Linked DNA regions of Homo sapiens: region 2 is linked to region 1. Evidence: chromatin loops called from intact Hi-C (ENCODE). Cell type or tissue: ascending aorta. All regions are shown on one strand. Each heading gives the region's core, and the rest is flanking DNA. Links, peaks and the distances in the headings are about the cores only.

Region 1 (16,224 bases), core at 5,109-13,108:
CCCCACTTGAGTGGGCTCAGGGAAGCTGTGTAATTGGATGGCAGCCAGGGTTCAGTTCAGCAAGGACATGGAGGAACATTTAGTGATGATGTGGGGGAGTTTGGTTTCCTGCAGGGAGGGTTCTGGAGAATCTGGCAGGCATGTTTGGGAGGAAAGGCCACCGAGGGATGTGGGCCAGGGGAGAGGATGGCAGTCAGAGTCCAGAGGCGCTTACACAGATCAAGCACTGTGATAACTCAATAAGTACAGGAAGGAATATGTATGTTAAGTAGCTCGATTTAGCCATCCCACAATGTGTACAAATTTCAAAACCTGCTGTACATGATAAACACATACAATTTTTATTTGTCAATTAAAAAATCAGATATCCTTCACTCCTCCTATGAATCCCTAGTGAGTGCTCTCTTTGTGCCCATGGTGGTTTGGCAAGGAGGAGGCAGACGCGAATAAAACCAGGTTCTGGCTGTGGAGCTCACCCTCACGTGGGGCAGACCTGGGGCCAGTGCATGGTGAGCACTGGGAGAAGGAGCCTGGTCCAGGCTGGCTGAGGACAGAGGGCAGGGCTGGGTCTCAGGCAGGTGACCCCGAGGCCAATCCCAGGGAGTACATCTGAGCAGGGAACCTCTGAGGAGGTGCTGGGAAGTGTGTCCCTTGTCCTGAGTCTCCCCCACAAACCCCCAGGGGCACTTTGGCTGTGCGAACTTGGAGGCCCTGGCACTGTCAGATGGCAGGATCATGACCACAGAATGCCATCCACAAGCATGCAGTTTGCAACAGTTTCCAAAGTAATTTCCTGGCAAAACCCACTCCAAATTGAAGTTTGGAAATCCCGATACTTCTCTCAATCTTCAAGAAGGGCTATGAAGGATGGAAGATAACAAATGCATGTGGACACATGCAGACACGGTGCACATACACACACACAAACACACATACACACACACAACCCCTTATTCAGTACAGCTCAGGTGCAGTCATGAGGATACTTCACTGGGTCTTCCTTACACAGTTCCAGACACACCGAAGCCCGACTTCTATAAGAAAACGGAAAATTAGAACTGGATGGAGGCTCCTTCGTCACCGGATCCCCACCCTCTGTTTTGCAAATAAGAAGTGTGGCTCCATGGAGGTGAGGTGACCCAGGTTCACAGAGCCCTGGAGCGGCAGGGCTGGTGGGAAGGCAGAGCCCCTTGGCTCCCAGCACCGTGCACCCTGGCGCCATTGGAGAAGAATTTCATCCTGACTGTGTGCCCTCAGCTCTCTTCGTCCTGATCAGCCCCCAGTCAGTCCCTGGCCTCCTGCCCCCAGCCCTTTAGTCCTTCCTCCAAAGATGACAGCCTCACCCATATCCACAGGATTTTGCATTGTGCTCCGCCAACAGCACTTTGAACCATGAGAAGTTAACATGGGGCTAAGAAGCCCTAGAGCTCTTCCCGGAATAGCATCACTAGTAAACAGCCACACTGTACCAGAGGTCACAGTAGAGCATCTGAGATGCAAACAGACCTGTTAGAATTCACACAGGCAACTGAGTGTGTTCCTCAAGATACCCCCATGGGTGGGTCATGTCTCCATCCAGTGACGCTTCCATCGCACATAACACCTCTGGACCTCTGTCTCAAGGCAGCAACAGCAGTGAAAAGTAGGCTTTGAGTCAAAGATACTTAAGTTAAAGCTTAGTTCTAAAACATACCAGCTAGCTGTGTGGCTTTGGGTGAGGTACTTAACTTCTCTGAGCCTCAGTTTTTTTCTTTTTTTTTTTTAATTTTTAATTTTTTTTAAAAACTTTTATGTTAGGTTTGGGGTACATTTGAAGTCTGTTATATAAATAAACTCAGGAGTTTGTTGTAAAGATTATTTCATCACCCAGGTATGAAGCCTGGTAGTATCCATGATTTTTTTCTGTGATTCTCCCTCCTCCCACACTCCACTCTCAATTAGACCCCAGTGTTGTTGTTCCCCTCCTGGTCTTCACGAGTTCTCATCACTAAGCTCCTATTTATAAGTAAGAACATATAGTATTTGGTTTTCTGTTCCTGCATTAGTTTGCTAAGGATAATGGCTTCCAGCTCCATCCATGTCCCTATAAAAGACACAATCTCATTCTTTGTTATGGCTGCATAGTATTCCATGGTGCATATGTTCCACATTTTTTTTAATCCAGTCTACCATGGATGGGCATTTAGATTGATTCCATGTCTCTGCTATTGTTGAACAGCACTACAATGAGCATTCGTATGCATGTGGCTTTATGGTAGAATGATTTATATTCCTCTGGGGATATAACCAGTAATGGGATTATTGGGTCAAATGGCAGTTGTTTTTAGCTCTTTGAAGAATTGCTACATTACTTTCTACAATGGCTAAACCAATGTATGATCTCACCAATAGTATATAAGCATTTTTTCTCTACAACCTTGCAAGAAGCTGTTATTTTTGACAGTTCGGTAACAGTCATTCTGACTGGTGTGAGATAGTATCTCACTGTGGTTTTAATTTGCATTTCTCTAATATTAGTGATATTGAGCTTTCTTTCATGTGCCTGTTAGCCACATGTATGTCCTCTTTTGAAAAGTGTCTGTTCATGTCATTTGCCCACTTTTTGGGGGGTGCGGGGCAGAGTCTTGCTTTGTTGCCCCAGCTGGAGTGCAGTGGTGTGCTCTCAGCTCACTGCAACCTCCGCCTCCAAGGTTCAAGTGATTCTCCGGTCTTAGCCTCTGGAGTAGCTGAGATTACAGGCATGCACTAGCATGCCCAGCTAATTTTTGTATTTTTAGTAGAGGCGGGGTTTTGCCATGTTGGCCACGCTGATTTCAAACTCCTGACCTCCCAAAGTACTGGGATTACAGGCATGAGCCAGCGTGCCCAGCCGCATTTGTCCATTTTTAATGGAGTTGTTTGCTTTTCTCTTCTAAATTTGCTTAAGTTCCTTACAGATGCTGGATTTGGATATTAGACCTTTGTCAGAGGCATAGTTTGCACATATTTTCTCCCATTCTGTAGGTTTTCTGTTCATTCTGTTGATAGTTTCTTTTGCTGTGCAGAAGCTCTTAAGTTTAATTAGATCCTATTTGTCAATTTTTGCTTTTGTTGCAATTGCTTTTGGCATCTTTGTCATGAAATCTTTCCCTATGCCTATGTCCAGTATGGTATTGCCTAGGTTGTCTTTCAGGGTTTAGATAGCTTTGGGTTTTACATTTAAGTTTTTAATCCCTCTTGAGTTACATTTTTACATGGTGTAAGGAAGGGATCCAACTTCAGTCTCCTTCATACGGTTAGCTAGTTATCCCAGTACCATTTATTGAATAGAGAATTCTTTCCCATTGCTTGTTTCTGTCAGCTTTGTCAAAGATCAGATAGTAAGTGTGCAGGTTGTAAGTATTTCTGGGCTCTCTATTCTGTTCCACTGGCCTGTGTGCCTGTTTTTGTACCAGTACCATGCTGTTTTGGTTACTCTAGCCAAAAAATGTAGTATAGTTTTAAGTCAGGTAATATGATGCCTCCAGCTTTGTCCTTTTTGCTTAGGATTGCCTTGGCTATTTGGGCTCATTTTGATTCCACATGAATTTTGAAATAGTTTTTTCTAGTTCAGTGAAGAATGTCATTGGAACTTCTCAATAAACCAGGTATTGAAGGAACATACCTCAAAATAAAAGAGCCATATACAACAAAACCACAGCCAACATAATACTGAAAAGACAAAAGCTGGAAGCATTCCCCTTGAAAACTGGCACAAGACAAGGATGCCCCTCTTACCACTCCTATTCAACATAGTATTAGAAGTCCTGGTCAGAGCAGTCAGGCAAGAGAAGAAAATGAAGGCATCCAAATAGGAAAAGAGGAAGTTAAACTATCTCTGTATGCAGACGACATGATCTTATCCAGGAAACGCCATAGTCTCAGGCCCAAAGCTCTTCACCTGGTAAACAACTTCAGCAAAGTTCCAGCATACAAAATCAGTGTGCAAGAATCACTAGGTTTTTCAATTATAAAATGGACACACTTATACTTACTTGAAAGCACTAATGACAGGATTAAATGAGATAATGGAAATGAAAGTATCTGTCCTCAGCATATAATAGCCTCTCCAAAATGTTTTGTTTTTGTCTTCCTCCTTTGGGGATTCCACCTCAGAAACAAAAGCGTTAGTGTAAGTGACTTGGCAGTGCCAAATCTCTGTCTTTTCAATACAGCCAAAGCCTATTTGGATTCAAGTGTAGCCAGTGAGACTGGAAATCAAGTGGAAAACACAAGGCACTCCCTCTACATTAGTACTGAGAACAATCTTCTGAGAGATCAAAGACAAGCCTTTTTTTTTTGTGACATTCACCAAGTCCCAAGAGTTGTGCTGGGTGGTGAGGTTACAACAGTACACAGGCCAGGCCGGATGCAGTGGGCCACACCTGTAATCCCAGCACTTTAGGAGGCCGAGGGGGGTGGATTACGAGGTCAGGAGATCGAGACCATCCTGGCTAACACGGTGAAACCCCGTCTCTACTAAAAATACAAAAAATTAGCAGGACATGGTGGTGGGCGACTGTAGTCCCAGCTACTCGGAAGGCTGAGGCAGGAGAATGGCGTAAACCCAGGAGGCAGAGCTTGTAGTGAGTGGAGATTCCGCCACTGCACTCCAGCCTGGGTGACAGAGCAAGACTCCGTCTCAAAACAAAACAAAACAAAACAAAAAACAATACACAGACCATGGCTCTTGTCCTGGAGCTTACAGGTCTACATGAGACAGAGTTGGCATCATTACTGGGGTAAACAAATGCACAGCTGTCCAAGAAAGGTGATGTTCAAAGACAACTTCCGTGGGGTTGAAGACACTCTGGAAAGTTTGTGTAAACATAAATCTTGCTACCTGACAGGTTAACCAGTGAATCTATAGCTCCCAACATAAATCATAAGAAAGAACAATTAGATAATGCCTCCAATAGTTAGCGATTATTCACTGATCTGTCAAGTTTTATCAAACTTAAAAATAAGCAACTAATAAATTATCTGAATTTCATAATTATGTAGACCGTTTTGAAGCCATGAGTTTCACACCAAGAAAGTTATGAAGTTAGTAATTTCCTCTGCTAGAATCTCCAATCAGGTAATCAATTATTCTAAGTAATGTGTAGCCCTATGACATACAGATGAGTCTCACATGTGTGAGCTGTTCCTTTGTCCCGTATACAGTAATCACCCAAGGCAAAAACTCTAAAGCTTTTCCATTTTGCCTCAATTTTCTCAGTCATAAAATGGAGATATCAGAATTCCCTGCTGAAGGGATTACGGTGAGCATTAAATGAGTTGATATAATTAAGGGGGTTTAAACAGTGACTGAATCAGGTGAGTGAGTTTTCTATTACCATTGTTAATCTAATCTGATACCCAGATAACAATATCACGTAGAGAGTTTTCAACACTAGAATCCTTCCTTCCACTTACGATCAAAAGACGTCATCCTATGTAAGCTTTCTGGGTTTGGTTTCATGGCCAGCAATAACTAAATTTATGTAGCCTCATAATTATGTAAAGGTAAATAAATACAAAGACATAACACTCCAATGTGGGATCAGGTGTGGGGCCACAGCATGGCCAGATGGGAGCTCATCTTGCGTTGGGTGTATTAAGCAGGAATGACACTGCCAGGCTTGAATTTGGCCATGAACATCTCCTTTCTGCATCCCATGGTCCACTGCCACAGCATCCTTGGAGTGAAGATATAATAACGTGGAGTTAGGGCAGCGTGGGGAGGAGTTTCCACACCAGCTGCTGAAATCAAAAGAGAGGAGGGGAATCTGGAGTCTCTCTTAGCCTGACCTCCTCTCACTAGTCCTCCCTGGACCTCCAAGGGGAAGGCTGGGCTCTGTACCTCCCCTCCCACCTGACTGCAGTGTTGGTTTAGGGTCAAGGTGCTCAGAGACCAGAGAAAAGATCACACATATATACGGTGTGGCAATTCCAAAAGGCCAGGCTTGCCCGTCTTCAGGAAGTAACATTTCTTATGACGGTTGGAGGTTGGGGATAGGGGTAGGGTGGAGAGAAAACAAAGAAGTAGAGTTTATGCCCCAACAAGGTAAATCAAATTCCCAGCCCTGCACCAGTCCTTTCAGTGCCTTTGGTCATAAGACATTCATGCAGAACATCCCACATCACCCAGTCCCATATGGATGCAGTCACAGGACTCAGAAAATGCCCTGTCAACACTGGCTTCCCTGAGGGGCTCCATTTAATAGCATCAGAAAACCACCTCACTAGAAGTGAACTGAAGAGACCCCTCTGCAGATAGAGGGGGAAAATTCAGGACTTTGTCAAGAGGACCGACAGCTGCAGTGGGAGTGCAAAGCGCCACAGGCCGAGAAGTGGCCGAGATTAAGAAGTTCCATTTCCCAACATCACACTCCGGGGACTGTTGTGGGGTTGGGGGGAGGGGGGAGGGATAGCTTTAGGAGATATACTTAATGTTAAATGGCGAGTTAGTGGGTGCAGCGCACCAGCATGGCACATGTATACATATGTAACAAACCTGCACATTGTGCACATGTACCCTAAAACTTAAAGTGTAATAATAATAAAATTTTTTAAAAAAAGAAAAAAAAAAAAGAAAGAGCCAGACGCTATGAAAGAAAGAGAGAGAGAGAGAGAGAGAGAGAGAAAGAAAACAGCCACAGATGTGTCTGTGGCTCGAGTTTTTCCCAGAAACGCCCTAAAGCTGGCCTAATAAATCTCCATTCATTGAAAAAAAAAAAAAAAGAAGTTCCATTTCCCCTTGCCCTGTCAAGGATAAGGAAGGCCACTCCCTTTTTATGTGCAGGACGATGTGAGGGGCAGAATTGGACCTGTGGCCCGATCAGCTTGGAAATCTTATCAGACACGCACAGCAACGTACTTGTCTTTTCTTCATTCCTCTCCCAAAAAACAAAGCCACCAAAAGAGACAGCCTTCTATGTATCATGTATTCACAGCTAAGAAGGCAGGGCCATCCGAAGAAGCCATCCCTTCCATTCACTCAACATATATCCATGCATATATATTCCCTCCTATGTGCTAGACACTGTGCTGGGCTCTGTGGGTGCAGCAGTAGGCAATTCACACAACATGGAATTTACATTGCAGAAGAGAAGAAACAGTCAAACATATAATTAACAGTGACACTTAGGACAGAAGGACAGAGGTCCATGGGAGCATGTAAGGTGAGCATCTAATCCATCATATGTCTTGTATGGAAATGGAATAACAAGCCTAAAGGTAAGTTTATCCTTTTGCTACTTGAAAAGCCGAAATGCAGATCTACGTGGTTAACCAGATGTGTAACCTTTGCCTGTCCACCCCTTTCCAAAACTTCCAAAGCATCTCTAAATGGGTCCTAATGCACTTGAAGGTGGACATATAGTAGATATTCACTGAGGCTGTTCTGGACACTTTGTTCTATTCCTTCATCACTTCTAGTTTTAACTTTTCCTATTTATTCATTTGATACAAACTGACTCACTTCCTCTATTCAACTGTTTCAACATCTGTGAAATTCTGAGGGGTGCCCTTCATCCCATCTTTCTATCATAACCATGAGCTCTACCATTTTAGAGGACTTTTCATGGAGAAATGTGTTGGCTCCTTCCATCCATAAAGCCTGTTGTTAACATACTCTCCAAGTCACTTGAACCACTGATGCTAATATGGAATATCCTCATGTCTCCTTGCATCACAAACATCCAAAACCACTTTCCATAAAAAGGCACGGCATTGCCAACGCCATTTGTCTAATGTAGCGTGGTCACTTTATTCTGGACCCGTGCGGTGGTGGATTGGACTCCTCGGCCAATGAGAGCAGATTTCCACAGAGCCCACTTGGCTTAGAATTAGGACATCCAAGAATATTCAGAGTTGGAAAGTAATTTTGAGATTGTCTATTCCATCTTTATTATTGGTCAAGGAGAACACTGAGGACCTAGGAAAGTGGGTGGCTTAGCCAAAGGCACCTGGCGAGTAAAGTCCCACAGCACCTGAGAGCTGGTATTGGAACCCTTGTTCTCGAATACTTCTGTTTCCTGCCACCATCCCAGAATCCCTGCAGCCTAGCACTGTGCCTGGTAGAGCAACACACAAAACATGGTTTCTCAGTGAATGCATGGTTACTAAAGGTGCTTCGGGCACTGTTCTAAGACCTCTGCATGTTTTAACTCATTTACTCTCCCTACCAGTTCAGTAAGGTAGGTCCTGTTACCATCCTCCATCTCCCTAGGCAGACAGAAATTAAGATATTTGCCTAAGAAAACACAGATAGAAAAGGACAAGGTCGAGATTTGAACCCAGGCATGCTGATTGCATCTGGGATCTTACACGATGCACTGTACCCGCAATGAAAGGATGAATACATAACATCTATAACACTGAAGGAGAAGGAGAGGACTGGGGAAGCAATTTAAGAACAACAACAAGATAGAAACTGATGTCATTTAAGTGTATAAGATTTTCACAAAGACACATGCTTTGTAACAAATATGCACATGAATTGCAGGCTGATCGCTCTGTGCCATATATGTAAAGCGTACAACCTTCAGGCTGCTGGAGGCTGTAGGCTTGCTCAGAATGTAAAATATGACAGGGCACAACATTGGCATATAAAGTTTGAATTACAGCAGCTGGCATTATATTGTTTATAAAAATTGAATTATGAGTGTAAAATAATAGTCATAATAACCAGCTTCTGAAAGGTAGCTAGCTAAATTGACTTAATGTTTAAATGCTGGGACATATGATCACAAGAAGTGAGCGCTGTTATTGTATGATCTGTCACACAATTTTTTTTTAGAAGAGGTTACACTTCATAAGTGACTGAATTCATTTTTCCAGTTTAAAAAATGAATATTCTCCATTTTATATACAAGTGAAAAATGCATATCCTCCTTAACCTTTTCTCCTGTGAGGTAGTATTAAACCTGTACACACTGGTTAAGAACCATCATAAATTAACGGTGCGCTACTATTATTATATTTCACATATTTTCTCTTCTGTACTCTTTAGAGTTCTATTAAATGCATTTTAAAAGTTCTTAGAGTTTGTGTTTTGGGGGTAACTATGAATTGCTGCTACATGTCAAAGTTAATTTAAACTAAAAATGCGTATCTGGTTTGCACATTAGACAGCTAAGCTTACAATATGGTCCTTGCAGTGTCATACAATTTCCCCTAACACTAAATTGGAAAGTTATCTCTGGGCATGCTGCTATTTCTAATGCCACCACTGCCACTGCCAGTAGTAGCCTTAGTGATGGCTTCTTGGAAATCTCCCACTTGGATACTTGGACAGAGCTAATTTCGTTAAACTTCACATTCATCTATCTAAGATGGCTGCAGATGGATTTGCAGTTCTCTTTAAATCCACCCTGAAAGATTTCTTCCCTTTTCCTGGCTAAATGAACCAGTGGTCTCACACTGCATAGTTGCTGTGGGGTGTGATGGGAACTCCGGGCTTCTGGCCTTGGAAGTGGCAGACGAGGGATCTCTCATGGTGTCCTTGACCTGACTCCTCTTTGTGGGCTTCTTCACCTCCTCCTCCATGCTGCCCTCTCCATGGTTCACGGTGGCCCTGAGCACAGGGTGCCTGTTCTTCAGAGTGTCCCCGCAGGGCAGAGCTGTCCAGGAGCCTCCGTCACCCCAACGACACAGAGGCAGCTGTGGCTCTCTCATTTTTACAGACTCTCTATGCCTCAAGCACATAGACACCCCATAATAACACTTCCTTTGTGAGTTCACTAATGTTTGGAAAATCCCTTGTGAATTCCTACTTCATGGCATTAACAAGAATCCATTCCTGAAAATGTGAATGGTTCTGTTGGTTTCAAACAGCCATCAAGAAAACTAAGGGGTTGTTTTGGTGTCTTAAAATTCTTGTCTGAGTCTCAGTGGCTGAGACAGCAGCCCCAAAATCATACAGAAGTGAAACCCAAACATTGCCTTCCTCACGTCAGCAGATTCCAAGGACGACAGGATGGAGCCCCAGGTGTCTTAGACAGCTCAGCCCCAAAGTGGGTGCTCCTGGGACATCTAGTGGCCATAGAGAAAAATACTCCCACCGTGGGCCCAGGTGGCAAGGGAAGTCTATAAGGGTGCTTAGATACCAAGTGCATTCAACCTCCCCACTTCTAGCCAGGTAAGAAAGCTGAGATCCCAGGTAAGAACGGCTTGCTCAATTTCACATCTCCAATAGGAGGTGTTGGTACTTACTTCTCGTAGATCATTTCTACCCGAATTTTGTTATGCAGGAACTCCACGTGAATCAGCCATGGAATGAGTGGTTGAGAAGTTTTAGCGGCCTAGAGTTCACTAGATATTTGCATCAAATGCAGTGATTTTCCGAATTCTATTACACATTCCTTTGTGGATCACAGCACTGAGGCCGAATCCTAGCTCTGAAACTCTATGCTAACTTACCTCCTGCAAGACCTTTCCTGAATTCCACGATTATAAAATGCAAGTACACAAAAATGTTCTTGCTGCTCAGATACTTGATGCTTTATATCTAAAACAAGAATGTCACGGAGAAAAACAAGTTTGTGTTCTAGGTACGGATAGGTCTCAGAAAATTGAAACAAAACAATAAAAGAGAATTCCTATTTTTCAGCCCAAAGAGCAGCAGGAGAGAAGAGAAAATCCAAGAGAATTGGGAATTAGAGCTGTTATGCAAGGTAGAGAAAGGAAAAATCAAAAGCCAAGGTTCCCAGTCCCAAAATATCCCTGCAGGAAGCTAAGTGAAACAATTTTCCACAGAAAGCATGAGACATGTAGTATAAATAATGTGGTGGGCAGGGCACAGTGGCGGGGAGGATCCCCTGGCGGCAGGGGGAAGTGCTGCACGGGCCCCTGAGCTGCTGGCTGCCTCCCGCCACAGGAACGCAGTCGTGGGTCCAAGGCCAGGATGCTGAATATTTATATTCTGTTTATAAAATATGCCTTTTATTGAGAAATTTAGACACACTCTACTGTGTCCAAAGAGTCCTTAAACTCACATCCTTTCCATTTTCCATGTTCTCTTGTCACCAGGCCAGTATCCACAGCCTGGCTTTCATCTGGAAACGGGAGGGTGAGGAGAGGTGCTGTGGTGGAGATTCCTCACAACTGCCCAGAACATTAATGTCTCACATCATGGGTTTAAAAGAAAAAAAAAAACATATATTTCTTTTTATCAATAGTTAGAACCCTGAATGAAAGTGTTGGTCATTCTGAATTTTCTAAAATTTATTTTTATTTTTTAAATAATAGTTTGTTGTTGTTGTTCTTGTTTGTAGCGATGGGATCTCGTTAACGCTGCTCAGCCTGACCTCAAACTCCTGGCCTCAAGCAATCCTCTGGCCTCAGCCTCTCAAATTGCTGGGATTATAATCCTGAGCCACTGCACCAGGCCTATTCAGAATTCTAATATGCAACTGATTCTTAGTGATAACCAAGAAATAAAGACTTGGAGCTCAAATTGTGCCCGAGGCCTGCGATTCTTGAGAACCGTGCTTCCTCCTCCCTTTCTTCCATTTGGAATTGCGTTAAGCACAGAGACCCGAGGAGCCTGGACACAGCACAGGATGCTGGTGTAAGAAGCCAAACCCTGCGTCCAAACACAGGGACTCCTCACCAGCTGGTAGGGCTTCAGTGCACGCAGAGGAAGCCAAAGGACTGGCAAGGTGCACAGATGAGGTGGGAGGACCAGAGCCAGGACGTCTGAACCTGGTGAGGAGCTGCAGGGGTGGGCCGGGGCTGAGGAGGAGGAACAGGTGCCGGGGAACTCCTAGGACCCCAGGCTGGCGGCCACTGCCTCCTCTGTCCCTTGGGCATCTCCCTCTGCCCTGCCCTGGAGAACATAACTCTTAGCAGGCTCTTGCAGCCTAGACTTTTGATAGCACTGCTGCCTCTGACTCCAATCGCTACCACTTCCCCCCTAAAGCTCCCACCTCTGAAGATTCGCCTCATATCATCTCCTCTGTGTAATCTCTTCTCAGCTTCCCCTTGCCCCTAAGTCCCCACCCCTCCATCCCCAAACAGGGAGCATTGTCTCCGCTGGCTCCACTCTACTAGACCAGCAGGGAGACGGAGGAAGCATTTACTCCCTGGCTTCCTTCTATGGACCACCCACTGGGCATAATCTCCTCCCCTAAGGGTTGGGTGTGCATGAGTATGTCCCAAGTGCCATCGCCCAGGCAGGTGCAAGGATGTGTGAAACTGGAGGCGAGAGCCTGGCAGGCTGTACCTGGTGTGGCTGAAAGGAGATAGGGAGGGATGCCAGGCAGTCCTTAAGAGGACCTGGGGAAGATTCATCTTCAACCCCAGACAAGGGTCATTCACCTGAAATGCCAGGACCAGGAAGTCCTGCCGGCTGCAGGCACAGCATGTCCAACGTGATTGGAAATCACTTCCTGCTGTTCATGTCCTCTTGGAAGGTCAGGTGGCCACTGCAACAAGGTATGTGCTGCGTGGAGACTGGGGAGCAGAACTAGGGTCTCCAAAAACTTCAGGAGGCTAGCCCCAGCAGTGCTCACTTGGAGTTCATTTGCTCAGTGACATTCATAAAAGGTGGGGGAAATCCGGAGAAGGAAAGAGGTGCTCCCACAGCTACCCAGCTGGTGGATGGCAGATATGGGTCTATAGCCTGCTTAGCTCACAGTACACTCACCTGCAAAAACAGCTGGAAAACCCTCAGGTAACACAACTCAGATATTTTAGTACTGAAGTCAGCAAATAGCACATTCTTTTGAGAAGTGGGTAAGGCCTCCCAGGACAGTAAAGCTGCACCAGTTTAGGATGCTTGCCCCTTTATTTGGGTGTCTGAGTGTTACACAAATGACTGCCACTACCACACGTGGTGGGTGGCATGAGGCACCTTGGCCATAAAGTCCTGCCAGCGCGGGAGTCACAGACCATGCTCGTCAGCATTATGCATGGTGCCTGCACTTGGAGCAAGACAAAGGCAAGTTTTAGAAAATGCCTCCACATCCCTGCATTGGAACTTCTGGCTGAGGCACAGCACAGAAAATGCCTTCGCCTCTTGTGGATTCTTGTCCAGGGCTGAGACCTGGCCAGCTGCCATGCTGTGTCCTGGGTGCTGCTCCAGCCACATGCCAGCTGGGTCCCTCCTCCTTTCCTGTCTGTGTGCCTGACCAGGGACAGTGGCCCCTAAGCTATGGCTCCTGGGTCTCGAATCCTATACAGCATGAGGCAGCCCATCCGTGCTGTTTTTGTTTTGTGTTGATGCTCTCCTCTTATAACAAGGATATCTGATTTCTTGTGAGGATGAGTCAAGCGGGGAAATTTGGCTCCGGAAACTGACTCGTCAGCATTATCAGATTTCAAGGAACTAGAGTGCATTAAAGATTTTAGTCTTTTGTTACCAACTAAAAATCAACTTTCTATTTTTTAATATCTATTATACTTAACAGTTTCTCATAAATTCATGGCCATTATCAATACTGTGACTTCCCCAGATGGTTCAGAAAGAATCTGAAAGGCCTGGCATGGTGGCTCACACTTGTAATCCCAGCACTTTGGGAGGCCAAGGTGGGTGGATCACAAGGTCAGGAGTTCGAGACCAGCCTGGCCACACAGTGAAACCCTATCTCTACTAAAAATACAAAAATTAGCTGGGCGTGGTGGTGGGCACCTGTAATCCCAGCTACTTGAGAGGCTGAGGCAGGAGAATTGCTTGAACCGGGGAGGCAGAGGGTGCAGTGAGCTGAGATTGTGCTACTGCACTCCAGCCTGGGCGACAGAGCAAGACTCTGTCTCAAAAAAGAAAGAAAGAACGAGTCTGAAAATGTCTGCAAATGGAAAGAATCCGATTTCCCTCTTCCTGGTTTGTAAAGGGCCCTGCAGATACTGTCTGTTGGCTGCATGACAGACACTTGAGGTACTTTCTTCAGGATATTTACACATGTGGTGCACATGCCTTGCTGACAAACAGATCATCCACTCCCTTCACAGCCCATCAGTTTCGTGTTTTTAGTAGCCTGAGGTTGGTATCATTGCATGTATATTACAGACTCCCTATACAGGCCTCCTAGATATTGCATGTACTGCTTAAGTTGCATTACAGCATGTTACATTTTAAACGTTACTGTGACCACCAACACCTTCTTAGGTCTAGTCATGCATTTCTTACTAATGGGGCTACATTCTGAGAAATGTAGGCGATGTTGTTGCTGTGTGAACAACACGGAGCGTACTCACACAAACCTAGATAATGTAGCCCACCAAACAGCGAGGCTGCACGTTGTAGCCTATTGCTCCCAGGCAACAAACCTGCACACGTTACTGTACTGAGTACTGTAGGCAGCTGTAACACAATGGTAAGTATTCGTGCATCTAAACACACCCAAATGTAGAAAAGGCATAGAAATGTGGTATTATAATGTCATGGGGCTGCTGTCCTGTAGGCGAGGCATCAGTGACTAAAATGTTGTCATGCTGGGCACAACGGTATTGCTGTTGTTACTGCTGCTGTTGTTCATATTTTACAGCAAAGGAGATAAAACAACTGGAGAATCAATACACTTGTTCTAGGCTCCTCATCATGTCCAGGGTTAGAAGACTTTAGACATTTCTTATCTTTTTAACCTTAATCCTGAATTTAAGTAACCATTTGGTAGCCCCTGTGTCTACTTCATTAATATCAGTTCCTATCCCAATTAATTTCCTTTTCATAGGTCCTTTTGTTTTGTTTTGTCATTTTTTTCTTTGAGTTTCCTAACATGAATTCTAACTTGTAGTTTTAATTTTCTTCTATAATAAAGAAGTTATCTGAAGCTATTTCCTCTAAATACAACTTTTCCTGGATGCGATAAATTTGCTACAAGGTCTTCTAGTTTGAATTACTATTTCTTTAACTTGGAATTTCAGCCTTGACTTCTCCTTTGCTTTAGGGACACTTTATGAGAGTGCACTCTGATATTAAACGGTTCAGCTTGGGTCTTTATACAATTTATTTATCTTTTTTTTAATTTTGATCAGAGACTGATGACTCTAAAATCTCTACTTTCCTGAACTATCTGAAATGTTTTCATCATCAAGAACCTAACTGAATTTTAGAAATTTTATAAAGTACAAAGGAGAAAAAAATAAGAGAAAGTTATATATTCCATATTTGTAGGATGTAAATTTTATATGTATTATTACACGAAATTATGAATGTAAGATCCTCTTCATCCTTGATTAGTTTACTAGATCTACTAAATTATTAAATGAAAATATTTAAAATCATTCATTATATTTGTGCTTTACCAAGTTCTGTTTATATATTTTTATTAGCTTTTGCTTTATATGTTTAGTTACATGTTGCTTTGTATATTATATTGTATCTTATTTTCTAAACAATATAACGTAATGCTAAAAATGCAACAGTCATCTGGGAAATGCAAATTAAAAGCATAGTGAGACAACACTACACCATAATGTGTGATAGTGAATTTTATGTGTCCACTTGACTGGGCTGAGTGATACCCAGGTGGCAGGTAAAATATTATTTCTGGGGTGTGTTGAGGGTATTTCTGGGAGAGATTAGCATTTGAATCACCTGGCTGAGTAAAGACTCACTCTCCCTAATGTGGGAGGCGTTGGCCAATCCTTTGAGGGTAGGAATAGAACAGAAAGGCATCAGGGAGAGTGACCTTGGCAAAAAGGACATCTGTCTCCTACCCTGGGATGTCAGACATTGACGCACCTGGTTCTTGGGCCTTTGGGCTTGGACCAGGACCTATACCACTGGCTTCCCTGTTTCTCAGGCCTTTGGGTTTAGACAGGAACTACACCAGCTCTCCCACATCTCCAGGTTACAGACAGCAGATCCTGTGCTTCTCAGCCTCCATGATCACGTGGGTGAGTCCCTCATCATAAGTCTCTTTCCATATATCTATACAGATTCTATTGGTTCCGTTTCTCTGGAGAGCCCTTGCTGATACAAGTGAAAAAGCCAACATGAAAAAGAGATAAAATACTAAGGATTGATAATGATAAAGAAGAACTCCCACACTATATTGGGAGTATAAATTGGCACAGCCACTTTGGAAAACTAATAGGATTTACTAAAGCTGATGAAACTGCCTTTGCAAAATTTGTAACAGTAAGAGAAATTTAACCTAACTAATTCCATCTTGCTTCTATTCTCACAAGCTAATTGCCTTTGTTAACTTTAAAACAAAGACGGTAACAGTCCCTTCCTGAAACTAACTCCCTCCTTGCTCAGGGACCGAAACT
Region 2 (16,224 bases), core at 4,354-12,353, 73 kb after region 1:
CAGGCTGGAGTGCAGTGGCGTGATCTCGGCTCATTGCAACCTCTACCTCCCAGGTTGAAGCAATTCTCCTTCCTCAGCCTCCTGAGTAGCTGGGACTACAGGCGCATGCTACTACTCCTGGCTACTTTTTGTATTTTTAGTAGAGACGGGGTTTCACCATGTTGGTCAGGCTAGTCTCGAAATCCTGACCTCATGATCCACCTGCCTCGGCCTCCCAAAGTGCTGGGATTACAGGCATGAGCCACCGCGCCCAGCCAAGTAAATCTTAACATTAAAACACATTGTGAGACTAGAAATTTTTATAACTTTCTCACAAAGATATTCTTTCTTCAGCATATGAACCATTTCAGTAAATGGACTACTGCACTGGACTCTCCCCTTAATAAAACCTACTGTCACCGAGCCAGTATTTGATCAATGGTGTTGAAAAGCAGGTTTTACTAATTCTCAGACAAAGCTCCTGTTTCATAGGAGAGCCCCCAAAGACTCCCACAGGCTGCACACTAGGGATGCCAAACAAAAGGACATTTTTCAACAACAGCCAATATAAAGAAGAGGGGGGAGAAAAACCCAACAGCCCGACTGACAAATGAACAAAGGAAATGAACAGATAGTTGCAGTAAAAGAAATACAATGTCCCTGAAACATTCAGAGTTCATTCAAAATAGGAGAAATGTAAACTAAAACCACACTGAGACACCATTTTCCATCATGAGATGAGCAAAGATGAAGGAATTTTTTGCTTCGTTGGTGAGGGCTTGGGAGACAGATTCTTTATAAAGGACACATGAATTGGTACAATCTCCACAGAAGGAAATTCATCAGCATCCAAAATTTAATGTGCCCAAAACGTTCTTCTCAGCAAATCAATATCAATAATTCTGATTGACCAACATGCTTGCACATGTGTGAAATGGTTTAAGTTCACAGTTATTCATAGAAGCATGGAAAAAACTGAAAGCCTATCCACAGAGAACTGGTTTATGTAATATGTTATCACCATAGCACAGAATACCATGAGGCCAGAATACCACTGAAAAGATTTAAAACAGTGAAGACCACCCAAATTTCCATCAGCAGGTGAATGAATAAACAAAATGTGGTATATACACATTATGGAATATTACTCAGCCTTAAAAAGGAACAAAATTGGCTGGGCGCAGTGGCTCACGCCTGTAATCCCAGCACTTCAGGAGGCCAAGGCAGGCAGATCACCTGAGGGGTCAGGAGTTCAAGACCAGCCTGGCCAACACAGTGAAACCCCGTCTCTACTAAAAAACACAAAAATTAACCAGACGTGGTGGTAGGTGCCTGTAATCCCAGCTACTCAGGAGGCTGAGGCAGGAGAATTGCCTGAACTCAGCAGACACAGGTTGCAGTAAACTGTGACAGTGCCACTGCACTCCAGCCTGGGTGACAGAGTGAGGCTCTGTCTCAAAAAAAAAAAAAAAGAGAAACAAAATTCTGACATATGCCACAACATACCTGGGCCTTAAGAACGTTGCGTTATGTGAAATAAGCCAGATACTAAAGGGCAAATACTATAGAATCCGCTTGTAAGAGGTACCTAGAGTAGCCAAATTCATAGAGACAGAAAGTAGAATGGTGGTTGCCAGGGGTTGGAGAGGGGAGTGGGAATTCCAATTGTGTAAAATAAAAAGAGTTCTGCAGATGGATGGAGGTGAAGGTTGCACAATAATGTGAATGTGCTGAATGCCGCTGAACTGCACACTTAAAAATGGTAAATAAAACACCAAACTTTTCAAATCCGGGGCTTTTACCTTCTAATTAGTCAACACATAATTGCATAACCAAATTCTTATTGGCAAAATCAGGTCTTTTGGAGAAAAAAATGCTTAATTCAGTGGCTGACTGCCTATGTTGGCTAAATATAAACAAGGCTGCAAAAATAATTTTGGCAGATTCCCAGAGCTAAGAGTAATGAACATAATATTTAACCTTAGAAGTACTTAAACTTTTCTCCAAAGAATATAACTCCACCATCATGGGAACTATTGATTTTTACATTATTCAAGCTATCTTTTATCCACTGAAAATGTAAGTATTTTACAAGCAGTGTGGCTCCTCATTTCCCGGTCATAGACATATTCTAATAGCTAGCCATGAAAATATTTTCTGAAATACCACATTAGCTATCTAAATAGAGACACAACCACTGAAAGAAAACCTGCTAAATAAGACCCCAAGATTATCCATCCCATAAACTAAGAGATCTGCTTTCATTATAAATGAATGTCTCATTTTACTAACAGGTTCAGTGTAGGTTTCAATCCTCTAGTTCATTTAAAATATCAATCCACTGCCTATGGGGTAGGCCTGCCCCATGTGGAGTAGTAACACACACACACACACACACACACACACACACACACACAGATATATCCATTCACCTCTAAAATAACAAGATTTGAAACTTGTCAAATTTCCCATAATGTAAAATGGTAGGTGATTGTGCTTCACTCTCAATATGCTGAACTCCTTGCACAACGAGATCCCATGATGTTTCCAATCTGAGGAAACTGCAGACATCTGGGTCTGAGATGGAATACAACAGCAAAAACAGCCTGACGTGACTGAAATTCCTGTGGCCAAATGACTGCTGTATGGCCCCGATGCTCTTTCTCAAGGCTAAGATCTTACAGCTAAGACATCATAGCCAAGAGCAGCTGAAGACAATGCTATCTCACAAAGGAGCAAACCAAAAAGATAAATTAAAGGTGAGAAATCCACACCTCTAAACATTTTCCCAGGCAGACTTTCCCAACCTTGTGTGTAAAAATGGAGATACCATCATCCTTGCAGCTTCCTAGAGACACTAGGGGACTCCTGGATAAAAGGCCAAGGGGTTGATCCTTGAGAGGCATTTGGGATTCTTAGAGAAGACATGTTCCATTTTAGGCTGGTTTTTAGAAGGAGCAGAAGGGACCTTAAAAACTAATCAAAACCCTCTTCCTGCAGATAACACATGTAAATCTCTGGGAATTTGGCTCGATAAGCATTTATGCAAGACTTGCACCCAGGTCTCCTGACGCTCCTCTGGCCCATTCTGATCTCTGTCTTGTTATCTAAATAAAATTCTTAGATGCCCCAATTTTCAAGATACAAAGGCTTTGCACAAGAAAAATAACATTTTGCTTGTTTGGAATTTGGCATATAGTTTCCTTAGAAAGAGGTTATACAATGACTAGGTCCCTGGGCGAGCCGAAATACCTAATGTGTACATGCGAGACCATGGTATGCTAAAAACACTTGCAAACCTAACACACCAGAACTGCATTTATTATTCCAACTTGAAATGCCAGGAAGGGTGGAATGAGCGACAGCTGCACTCCCTTCTCCCTGGGGACTCCTCCAGCTCCAGATCACTGCTGATATCATGAAGGGAAGAGCTGAGGTCCGCGGGTGAGGAGAAGCGCACTTGCAGCTAATCCAGGGGATACTTAGTACCCAGGCTGGCTTCCTCGTCCCTGTGTGTCTCTTCTCCCATCCGTCTCAGCGTATGGACCGCTGGCTGTTGTCCTCTCTTCAGTCACCATCTAGGGTTGTGACCAGCACTTTTCTCCTTTGCCCTGCTGTTGCCCTCAACACAGTCTTATATTCTTATGTTGCCTGTGTATCCTTCTGTCCTGGAAATGAACACTCAGGCAGTCTTTTAGGACTTTCCAATGATTTACGACTACTATCAATAATGAAGAAAGACAGCCTTCTCTTCCTCTTCTTCAGCCCAGTCCCTCTTATATTTCCTTCAGACCCTGATGAAATTCCTCCAGGAAGATAAGGCTTGAAACCCCACAGCCAGACTCACACTGGGGCAGACACAACCAGAGCTAGGATTTCCTGAACCACTCTCACCGGACTGGAGGAAGACCCTGAGCTGAAAAATGGGACAGAGCCTGGATTGGGGATGGGGTGATGTGAACATGCAGGAGACCCAGGTAAGAGGAAAGAAGCCACAGCAGGGGAGGATCTGGGCCTCTGGCCACTGAGCCCCCACATCAGCCGTTCCTGGGGTGGCCACGCCATGACACAACCTTTCCCATGATTCCCTGTGTGTGCTCACCCTCAGCAGGATCATAAACTACTCAGGAAGAAAGGTCGTGACACATTTCATGCCCCTGTCAGCACTGAGTATACAGGGAGTGACTGGTCAATACTTGTTGAGTGGTTTGAATTTCCAAGCCACTCAACGTCATTGCCATCTTCGGTAGCAGACGGGAAGAAAGGGCATTTCACTATGCCCACGCCTGAGGAAGTCATCAACAGCCAGAACAACTGTTTTCCCTCACTCTTTACACATCTGTGTTTGGTTATTCTGTTCCTTAATTTGAGGAGGGTGCGTCTGAGGTGAGCATTTTGATTAAAAGCTGCTATAAAAGCAGCAACTGAAGAGACCAGCTCACCTCCTGAATCTGTGCCATGTGATGTGCACGCCGGCCGGTTACACAGATTTCTGGCTCAAATAAGGAGAAACAGACCATTCTACCTTGCAGGGACTTGCATTCATGTTCAAAGCTGACTTTTCAAACTCCAAGTGCTGGCACCAATCCCTGTTCTAATTAAGTATGCACAGCTCTCAGAAATAGGCAGTCTTTTTTGGCTGGGATACCCGTAGCTGTTCTACACAAGAACCTGTTTCTGAAAGCACCGATCAAGGAAAGCTGCTGGATCTTGTCCAAGCAGTGCATTCCGAACACTTTCCGTGTTCCTTGGAAAAGCTCCACCAGGTGCATTGGAGCCCTGCTCTTCAGCAGGGATACTGCAGAATTTCATCCGGGGCCTCACACTTAAAAGTAAAGGGGTATGACTGGGGTTGGAAATGCGAGGATGACACAGACCACAGCTCCACCACTCACGGTGGGAAGGACAGGTGCTGCGCGGGGCCATGATAGAAACAGATTCCTAGAACAATGCACACGGTTTCTATTCAACTTACAGAGAAGAGCCAAGAAGCAACCTCATATAATTCTTTCAGCAAATGATGGATAAAATAGAAGACTACTCTCCCTCCCTTTGAAGGCAGAATATAAAGTAATGAAGGAAGTTAAGGAGACAAACACAAGTACTTTGAGACTCTGATGACTGGTGAATACCGAAACTTCTGTGGCAGAAGACTCTGGAACCTTCTTCTTTAGCTGACTTGAAACACAGTATTGATTTCTACCTTTACAAAACAGACACTATGTAGTCCAGCCAAGGGCAAGATACTGACCACAAGACCTGCAGGCTTCGCCCTAGACCCTATCATTTTATGACCACATATTTTAACAATTGGAGTTCTTGCCACACGTTCCAATTACACCCTTGTTAGTTGCTCAATGCCTCAGTGAAAACCTTCAAATTCTACTGGCTGCCCTTCACAAACAGCCTGAAATACTCTGCCATAGGTATCTTGTTAGAAATAAGCATGGATAATGCCATGCAGGCAGAAAGTTGCTCAACTTACCTTCACGGCCAGGATGTTTGTGAGGCCTACGCTTTGCCATCTGCACGGTGTTGCCATTTCATTTTCATCAGGCCTGTGGTGCTGCACAGGCAGCGAATATGACTCCCATCACTCTGCAGCTCAAAAAATGCAGATAGACAGGTCACCCCTAGCTGGAACTAGGCTTCATCTTCCCTTGTCAGAGCTTGACAAGGTTTGAAGCTGGCCCTGCAGAGATGAGAGTGAAAATAAATTATGAAGCAAGCTAGATATAGAATTCAGTTCTGGATGTTTTTTAAAAAAAAAAAACAACCAACAGAATATACTAGTGTAAAAATAAATGGCCACTATTTGCTCAACCATTTATTTGTGCTAAGAGAAAATACTAATGAGAATAACAAAGCAATTGAAACAGGTCAACAGGTTTTGTCTTCAAAGTCACAGATCAGTGTCCACTTTTTAAAAATTCTCTGCTCTGGGCTCAAAATTCACAGGATGAAGTCCTGACTCCAGTACCTCAGAATGGGACTGTGTTTGGAGATAGGGCCTTCATAGCGGTAATTGAGGTATAATGAGGTCATATGGGTGGGCTCTAATCCAGTATGACTGGTGTCCTTATAAGCAGAGATTAGGACACAGACAATATAGAAGGATGACCACGTGAAGACGCAGTAAGAAGGCAGTTGTTTGTGAGCCAAGGAGCGCGGCGTCAGAAAAAACCATCCCTGCAGACTCCTTGATCTCGGACTACCAGCCCCCAGCACTGGGACAATCAAGGTCTGTCACTTAAGCCCCCAGGCTGTGGTGTTTTGTGATGGCAGCCCGAACAAAGACACTCTCTCCCAACCCCTCACTCCCATTTTTGAACAGTGGCTGGTTTTCGATCAACTTCACTTGACTCTTCCTTCTCAATCTCACTTCATTTTGCTCCAGGGAGCCCCTCTCCAGCTCCTCCTTTCACTGGCCCTGCCCCTTTGTCTTTTGAAAGAGTTTCTCTCACCTTCTTCCCAGACGGCAGAGCAGCCTTGAGGAGGTGAGGGAGAGAAGGGATCTTGCACCTAGCACTCCAGGGCTGGTGGGAGACCCAGCCTCCCGAAGCTCACACGTGTACCTGGTTTGCAATGGCAGAATAAAAATCATGTGACACGGTCAGAAGATGCACCTCTTCCTTTCTGGGTGACCCTGTCTGACTCGTTCAACTTCTCTGAGCTTCTGTTTTCTCACATATTTAAAAAATGGTGATGTGAATTCCTGAGTGGTTGTTGTAAGGCTCAATGAAGATAATGCATTGAAAAATATTTCATATGCTAATCACTACAACTCAGTTTTTCTACCTATGAAATAGGTACTCCCTAGCATTTCACAGTAGAGTTTAATGAAAAAAAAATCAGCAAATAAGCAAAACTTCTGTGACTCAGGATAGTATCTATAAAAGTATTAGTTCTACTCTAGTTTTCATCAGTCCGGTAAAGTTTATTTTTGCTTTTTCTGCCAGTTAATATTTATGAAGAGTGTTGTATTTAGTATTATGAAGAGAATTCTAAAGACACAGAAGACCTGGTCCTTGCCTTCAGGGATTCTGCAATCTATTTGAAAAAATAAAATTTTAACAGTAAAATAGCTTATAAAATTAGTTCAAAGAGGTTTCCCAGGCTGCAGTGGAAAATGCATAGCAAAGTCTTCATGCAGGACCAGCCAGGTCCATACCTGAACTTTCTAGGTAGAAATTTTTCCTATGACCTCTCTAATGTGGCTGCAAGTGGAAAGTAAGAAATCTGACAAAAAATTTAAAAAGTTAATAAAAACTTAAATGATAACTAGTGTATTTTGCTTTAAACAAATCTAATGCTATAGCGATTTATTAAACACAGTACTTTAAAACACACACATCTTTACATGTTTTAAAATCATGAATAACCAAATTTAAATTTTCTCATTTACTTCCCAGGAACCCCTGGAAAAAGTATTATTGACAATGACAACATTCCAGTTGGAAGAACACATCTTCAGAATGCAATTGGTATCTGATTTTAGAAATACGTGACTTCAGATCTCAACCAAAAAGAAAATTGCATCACAGTTATTGTTTTTAAGAAATTCACTTACCATTATGAATGATCAAAAAATATAGTCATTCAGGTAGTGAGGATTTAATGATCAAAGGGCGAATGTTCCAAAATATATGTCATAGCAGTGGCTTTTGGATCTTGAGCCTGACTGGCCGTGAGACATGAGGCTTATCACCGCACTTCTCTGAGTGCTGGACTCCTTCTATTTTAAATGGGTCCAAAAATGCCTGCCTTGAAAGAGCAAAACCCACAACGCAAATGAAGTTCCAAGCTCAGCTGTGGTCTGTGTACCTGAGGCCCTGGCCAGTAGCAGGGGCTGTCCTGGTGGCATCTCACAATGAGAATGTACCACAGTGGTTTACAACTGCTTCCTAGCATTTCCGGCTCCCGAAACTGTGAATTTTTCTAATTCAGTTTTGTATGTTCTTCTCACCACTTATCTCTCTGCTCTCAAGTCTAGCACTGTACACAGCACATAGTAGAGCCTCAGTAAATGTTTGATGAATGAGTATCTGAGTAAACAAATAACATAATTTGTAAAATAGAAGTACTATTGTAGCTACAAAAAAACTGCTCTAAAAAAGATCATTCGAACCCCTTGACATTTTTTTTTTCCTATGGTATATGGCTAAAACAAGTAATCTTTGACATAGTAAGACAAAATCACCTAGCACATCTCCATGTATGAAAATACCCATAGAAATAAAATGAGGCTGATGCTCTCTAGTCCTTTGTGAAAGTCGCCATCTTTCCAACAGTAGAACTGTCTGCATTTTTAGTGCTGGGCCTAATATTTAGTACTGCTACCGGCTTTATATATTTTTCTTTTGCAAATGTTTTTGGTTAGTATGTTTGAAAAGCTGAGGAACAATTCGTTTCGTGGATCCAAATCTGGTTCTGTACTTTACTTTTTAAATGATAATTAAGGAACTCCCATCAGTAGATGCTACCTTAAAAACGAGGAAATACAACGTATTTTTTAAAAAACTTTGTTGGCCAGGCGCAGTGGCTCAAGCTTCTAATCCCAGCACTTAGGGAGGCCGAGGCGGGCGGATCACCTGAGGTCAGGAGTTTGAGACCAGCCTGGCCATTATGGTGAAACCCTTTCTCTATTAAAAATACAAAAATTAGCCTTGTGTAGCGACGGCCGCCTGTAATCCCAGCTACTCGGGAGGGTGAGGCAGGAGAATCGCTTGAACCCGGGAGGCAGAGGTTTCAGTGAGCTAAGATCCGCCACTGCCCTCCAACCTGGGCGACAAAGTAAGACTGTCTCAAAACGAACAAAACAAAACAAAACTTCGTTAAGTAGGAGTACTATTCTTGTTCATGTCTTCCATAACACCACAATCCAAATATTTTCAAAAGCAGAGCATTAAGGTATTAAGTAGGTGATAGTTTATTCCCTAACCAAGTGACAGAGGCTGCCAGCGGACTGTGGATTGACACCGACAGACACACACACCAACGAAGCATCAGAGTGGGGGCTCACGCAGTGACGCTGAGCACCGGGAGATTTCGGCCTCCCCCGCGGCTCCTCCGTCGCCCGGCAACACAGCCACGCTGCGGCTCGGCCCCTCCCCCGCTGCCATGGCAACGCGACCGCCAGGCTGGCTTTGTGCAACTACTGCCCCGGCGCCCCTATGCGCTCACCCCTTGAGCCTGCTGGGGCCGCGGCAACTTTTCTTTTCTTCTTTTTTTTTTGAGACGGAGTCTCGCTCTGTCGCCGAGGATGGAGTGGCGCGATCTCGGCTCACTGCAAGCTCGGCCATGACAACTTCTCTAACCTCACCGCACCTATAGCTCTATCCCTTCTCCTACCCGGAGCCGCTGATCATCAACTTTCACCCCCCACTTCAGGAAAAAAATGTTCCACGGGCACAGGATTTCGGCCAAATGCTGCTTGGCTCTACCTTCTCCAAAAGTGCGGGCGAGGTGACAATATGTAGAGAAATCCCACTTGCCTGTCTCAGCATCCCTCCTACGTCCTCAGAGGGTCCTTGGAGGGATCCCAGCATCCCGCTCCGAGCTGGAAGGGGGAGGAAGGTCACGGAGAAGCCGACTGGAAACTGTCCCGGGTGCGCGCCGCCCCCATGCCCTGCGCCCTCTTCATTTCCTCGGCCAGGGCGGGACCTCCCAGCCGCTGGGCCCAGGACCGCAGCGAATCAGTCTCTGGCTCCCCGCCCAGCAGAACTCAGACAGGCTCTGGACGGCTGTCCGAATGCCGCGTTTCCCTGGCGATGAGCAGTTCCGCATCACCCTCTGCGGCTAGCTCGGCTTCCAGGGCCGGGGCTGTGCTATTGTTTGCTGTTCTTCGTGGGTAGGACGGTGGGGGGCCCGGGCTGAGCCCGGAGCAGGAGGACCTGGGGTGAATTTCTTGCAGGCCTTTTCTCTCCCTTCTCCCAACCCCTTACTGTTGCATATTCATAAGAAGGCGGGGTCGTTTCCCATCTCCTTTAAAATTTCCCAGGCTTGAGGATCAGCGGAAAAGAATTGGGGTATAATTCTTTTCCCCTGACACAGACAAGCAAATACAGGATTCCTGTTCACAATTTCTTCCTCCACCCTCAGGCAGCAAGGACACACACACACACACACACACACTCACACACACACTTCTTAATTTCAAAGAGATCCTGACTGAAGTGGGAATCAAGTTTCCAACACGTGAACTTTAGCAGATACATTCAAACCATAGCAGGTGGTAAAATTATCATGACTGGAAGATGATATAATTATATCCCAAGATAATCAATTGTTAAACTATTAGATACAAAGGAAATTAGAAAGTAACAATATATAAAAGATCACTATGTGGGCTCAGTAGCAGAATGTAGGTGACAGAATTCATTGGTGAACTTGAAGATAGACCAATAGAAAGTATTCAATTGAAAAACAGAGGGCTGGCATGGTGCCTCATGCCTATAATCCCAGCATTTTGGGAGGCCAAGGTGAGGCCAGGAGTTCAAGAGCAGCTGGGAGACATAGCAAGACCGCCATCTCTACCAAAAAAAAAAATTTTTTTAATTAGTTGGGTGTGGTGCTGCATGCTTGTACTCCAGCTGCTCCAGTGGTTGAGGAGGGAAGATCGCTTGAGCCCAGGAGGTTGAGGTTGCAGCGAGCTGTGACTGTACCACTGCACTCCACAAAATGAGACCCTGTCTCAAAAACAAACAAAAAAAGACAAATAGAGAATGTTAGGAGACCTGTGAACAGCACTCCAGCCTGGGCAACAGAGAAACTCCATCCCTGAAAAAAAAGTAAATATAAATAGATGAAACAGTCGAACCAAAAGACAGAGATTAGCAGGTGGAATATATTAATAAAAACAAGAACGTATGTGCTGTCTACAAAAGATGCTATTTAAATGCAAAAGTACAAATGAGTCGAAAGTAAAAGAATGAAAAAACGCATACCATGGAAACATAAGAAAGCATCAGAAAGCTGAAGTAGCTGCATTACCACAAAGAGATTTTAAGAAAAAAGTGGTGCTAGAGATAAACAAGATCATCTCATAATGATATAAACCCAAAGTAAGTAGAAGGAAAGAAATAATAAAGGTAACAGTGGAAATCAATGAAACAGAAAACGGACACACTCAAAAGTCAATGGAATCAAAAGCTTGCTCTCTGAAAATTGATAAACTTTTAGCCAACCTGGTCAATTAAAAATCAATGGCCACAGGCCAGGTGCCCAGTAGCTCACGCTTGTAATCCCAGCACTTTGGGAGGCCGAGACAGGTGGATCACTTGAAGTTAGGAGTTTGAGACCAGCCTGACCAACATGGTAAACCCCATCTCTACTAAAAATACAAAAATTAGCCGGGTGTGGTGATGCGTGCCTGTAATCCCAGCTACTCCAGAGTCGGAGGCAGGAGGATTGCTTGAACCCAGGAGGTGAAGGGATGCAGTCAGCAGATACTGCACCACTGCACTCCAGCCTGGGTGACAGAGCTAGAACCTGTCTCAAAAAAATAAATAAATAAATAAAAAAGAAAAGAAAAAGAAAAAATTATCAATATCAGAAATGGGAGAGAATTATTGGTACAGTTCTTACAGTTATCAAAAGAAAAATAAGAAAAAAAATTGTGAGCAACACTATGCCAAAAAGTTCAATAATTTAGATAAAAAAGATTCTCTGAAAGACAGAAATTACAAAAACAGACTCACAAAAACCCAGAAGACCCAGATTGCCCTACAACAAATTACTATTACGATTCCTATGAAACAGTGTCTCACTTTTTTGCCCAGGCTGGACTTCAGTGGCCTGACCATGGCTCACAGCAGCCTGGACCTCTTGGGCTCAAGTGATCCTCCCACCTCAGCCTCCTCAGTAACTAGGACTACAGGCACACACCACCAAGCCTAGTTAATTAAAAAAAAAATTTTTTTTGTAGATACAAGGTCTCCTTACAGTGCTCAGACTGGTCTTGAATTCCAGGGCTTAAGCAATCCTCCCACCTTAACCTCCCAAAGTGCTGAGCTTACAGGTATGAGCCACTGTGCCCAGACTATTAGTAAAAATTATTTTTTAAATAAAAACTTTTCGACAGAGAAAACTCCAGACTCTGATGACTTCATGGTGAATTTTATGAAATATTTAAGTTTTTTGAAACATTTAAGTTTTAACATGTTAAGTGAAAAAATTATGTTTTAACACATAACCATCTCTCCCAAACTATGTCAGGTAAAAGAAGAGGGAATACTGCTCTACTCATTTTATAAGGCCTGCAATACCTTGGTTTAATACTTGACAGAGACATACTAAGAAAACTATAGACTAATATCCTTCATGAAAATAAATGCAAAAATTTTAAACAAAATATTAAGAAATTGAATCTAGCAATTTTTTTTAAAAAAGTACCATGATCAACTGGTGTTTCTCCAACAAATGCAATGTTGCTTTGATATGAAAAGCAAATAATATAATTCACCATTTTAATAGAATATAGGAGAAAAATCATGTGATCATTTCAACAGATGCAGGAAAAAACTATTTGACAAAGTTCAACACCAATTCATGATAAAACTCTTGGCAAACTCAGAATAGGATGAAATTTCCTCAACCTAAAAAAGGGCATCTGTAAAAAACTTAGAGCTAACATCATATTTAATTGTGAAAAACTAAGTGCTTTCTACCTTAGAACAGAAACAAGACAGAAATATCCACTCTTACAAAGATAGTTCAAAAAGACAAGAAAAAAAAAACACAGTTTGTAAAGGAAGAAGTAAAACTGTCTTATTTACATAGTCAACATAATTATGTATATAAACAATCCTAAAGGAATATACAAAATCTCCTAGACCAAGTGATTACAGCAAGATCACAGGATAAGAGATCAATATGCAATAATCACATTTTATTTCTGTATATCAGTAGCAAGCAATTGAAAATGACATTTAAAAAAGAAATACGGTATGTTCTCACTCATAAGTGGGAGATAAGCTATGAGGATACAAAGCCATAAGAATGATACGGTGGACTTTGGGGGCTTGTGGGGAAAGGGTGGGAGGGGGATAAAGGTTAAAAGACTACAAATTGGGTACGGTGTATACTGCTCAGATTGATGGATGCACCAGAATCTCAGATACCACCACTGAAGAACTTATTCATGTAACCAAACACAACCTGTTCCCCAAAAACTTATGGAAATAAAATAGAAAAAAAACAAATACGTTCAAAATAACAAACATATTCAGGAATAAATTTAACCAAAGATGTGGAAGATCTATACACTGATAAAGAAATTTTAAAAGACCTAAGTACATGGAGACATAGGTCATATTTATGAACTGGAAGACTCAATAATGTTAAGATATTAATTTTTCCTGAATCTATGATAGAGTTGATGCAATTTTAATAAATATCATAGCAAGCACATTGTTTTAGAAATTGACAAGTAACTGGGGCCGGGAGTGGTGGCTTATGCCTGTAATCCCAGCACTTTGGGAGGCCGAGGCTGGCAGATCACCTGAGGTCAGGAGTTTGAGACCATCCTGGCCAACATGATGAATCCCCATCTCTACTAAAAATACACAAATTAGCCAGGTGTGGTGGCAGGTGCCTGTAATCTGTTACTTGGGAGGCTGAGACAGGAGAATCACTTGAACCCGGAAGGTAGAGGTTGCGGTGAGCCGAGATTGCGTCACTGCACTCCAGCCTGGGCAACAAAGAGCAAAACTCCATCTGAAAAAAAAGAAAGAAAGAAATTGACAAGTAATTCTAAACTTGATATGAAAATAAAAAGGACTCACAACAGCTCAACAATTTTAGAAAGAGAAGGTTGGAGGACTTAAACTACCTGATACGAAGACTGACTATAATACTTCAGTTATCAAGAGTGTGTGGTATGGGGATAAGGAAAGGCACAACAATCAGTGGGACAGAGTCCAGTCCAGAAGTAGACCCACATACGCATAGTCAACTCATGTTTATTAAAGCACCAAATTTTCATTCAGTGAATGAAAGGCTAGTGTTTTCAACAAACAGCACTAGAATAGTTTCTATATGGGAGGAAAAAGGGTCTGGACCCTTATCTTTTATTGTATAACAAAATTAACTCAGAATGGGTCATAGACCTAAATTTAAGAACTAAAATCTTAAAACTTAAGTCAGAAAAAAATAGAAGGATATATTTGTGATATTAGGTTAGGAGAAAGTTTCTTATTAAGACATAAAGGCATGAAACAAAAAAATTAATAAATTAAATTTCATTAAAATGAAAACCTTTTGCTCTTCAAAAAACCCTCTTCAGAAAATAAAACGGGAAAAAAGTTTGCAAAACATGTTTCCAACAAAGGCCTGTGTCTTGCATATATAAAGAACTATTACAGGCCGGGCGCGGTGGCTCATGCCTGTAATCCCAGCACTTTGGGAGGCCGAGACAGGCAGATCATGAGGTCAGGAGATCCAGACCATCCTGGCTAACACGGTGAAACCCCATCTCTACTAAAAATACAAAAAATCAGCCGGCCTGGTGGCGGGCGCCCGTAGTCCCAGCTACTCGGAAGGCTGAGGCAGGAGAATGGCGTGAACCAGGAGACGGAGCTTGCAGTGAGCTGAGACTGTACCACTGCACTCCAGCCTGGGAAAAAGAGCGAGACTCCGTCTCAAAAAAAAAACAAACTATTACAATTTACCAATAAGAAGACAACTCCATCAAAAATGGACAAAAGATTTAAACAGGCCCTTCATAAGAGAATATACATAAATAGCCAGTAACTTTTTTTCTTTTTAATTTTTTAAAGAATAGAGATGAGGTCTCTCTATGTTCCCCAGGCTGGGCAACTCTTGAGCTCAAGCAGTCCACCCTCCTGGGCCTCCCAAAGTGCTGGAAGGTAGAACAACTGGAATACTCATCTATTGCCAGTGGTTAGTTACACTGTACCTAACATTCATTTGGAAAAACAGGTTGGAAATTTATCAGGTTAAAAACACATTTACCTTTTCTTTTCTTTTTGTAGAGACGGGATCTCTGTTGCCCAGGCTGGAGTGAAGTGGCACCATCTTGGCTCACTGCAACCTCCGCCTCCCGGGCTCAAGCAATTCTCCTGCCTCAGCCTCCCAAGTAGCTGGGATTACAGGCACACACAACCACGCCTGGCTATTTTTGTATTTTTGGTAGAGACGGAGTTTCACCATGTTGCTCAGGCTGGTCTTGAACTTCTGACCTCAGATTATTCACCTGTCTTGGACTCCCAAAATGCTGGGATTACAGACATGAGCCACAACGCCCGGCCTATATTTTGCATTTTTTGTGGTACAATTTGCATTCAATAAAATTCACAGGCCAGGTGCGGTGACCCAAGTCTGTAATCCCAGCACTCTGGGAGGCCCAGGCTGGCGGATCGCTTGAGCTCAGGAGTTTGAGACCAGCCTGACCAACATGGCGAAACCTCGTTTCTACAAGAAAAACAAAAATCAGCTGGGCGTGGTGGTGCAAGTCTGTGGTCCCAGCTACTCCAGGGGCTGAGATGGCCTCAAGGACTGTTTAAGCCCAGGGAGGTTGAGGCTGCAACGAGCCATGATTGCCCCACTGTACTCCAGACTGGGCTACAGAGTGAGACCTTGTCTCAAAAAAAAAAAAAAAAGTAAAAATCAGTGTCTTTCAAATATAAAAAATAACTGTCAATAGAAGATTCAGTGGGAGAAAGGACACAGCGTTGGGTGTCCTCTGTTTGTCTCCAGATTAACTCTCACTGGACTCCCTCCTGCTCTCGCCCCAGCAAGCCTCGACAGTATTGATCCTAGCAATAGACTCTCCTGCCCTCTTGCCTCTGGTTGGGCTTGGCCACTGGGAAGCCCCAACAGGAGATCTAAGGAATGGAGGAGAGTGGGGTAGCATACTTATTTTCTCTTTTATCCCTATTTTCTGGAGGGATCACAGTGGGCAAGGGCAATGTATAGCTCTTATCAGTTGGCCTCTCCAATAAGAGTGCTGTCTCTGGAGTACAGCAACTACTCCTTCCAACCATTCATGCCTAGGTGTGAAAATGAGGGACCAGGACTACTGTTACTAGCTCAAAGGTAATACTCTTTTTCCTTGGTTTTTCTTTATTTTGTTTACATTTTTGTAAATATCACTTTTTATCTCTCTAGTTAACCAATATAAATAGAGTCATTTGTTCCCTACTGGAACTCCTACTGATACAGAGTTCACTTGTCACAATAGCAACAACGAACAATCCATTGGAATTAATAAGTGAGAAATCACAT

Evidence for each region. Hi-C counts contacts between places; a loop is a spot of excess contacts. Peaks named below come from ENCODE experiments on the same cell type or tissue, not always from the same donor. Only the 100,000 strongest peaks of a DNase experiment are listed, where the experiment ranks them.
Region 2: a loop joins it to region 1, with 6 times the contacts of the local background. A loop is called at or near these places in 1 of 110 quality-filtered maps.

The regions. Positions count from the first base shown.
Region 1 is chr13:24,047,428-24,063,651 of GRCh38, reverse strand. LOC124903136 (a long non-coding RNA gene) reads left to right here and starts at 10,097. Exons shown (of 2, transcript XR_007063723.1): 1 at 10,097-10,144; 2 at 11,280-11,466. It also overlaps a transcript of SPATA13 not described here. In ascending aorta, for the core only: a CTCF peak has its summit at 10,020 (motif pointing left); DNase peaks (open chromatin) are centred at 10,056, 10,981 and 13,086; H3K4me3 peaks cover 1,357 bases; H3K27ac peaks cover 3,644 bases.
Region 2 is chr13:23,973,174-23,989,397 of GRCh38, reverse strand. It overlaps a transcript of SPATA13 not described here. Among named protein-coding and RNA genes, the nearest start is that of C1QTNF9B, 84 kb to the right of the region's middle. In ascending aorta, for the core only: no CTCF peak of the experiment used is centred there; DNase peaks (open chromatin) are centred at 9,097 and 9,697; H3K4me3 peaks cover 1,366 bases; H3K27ac peaks cover 788 bases.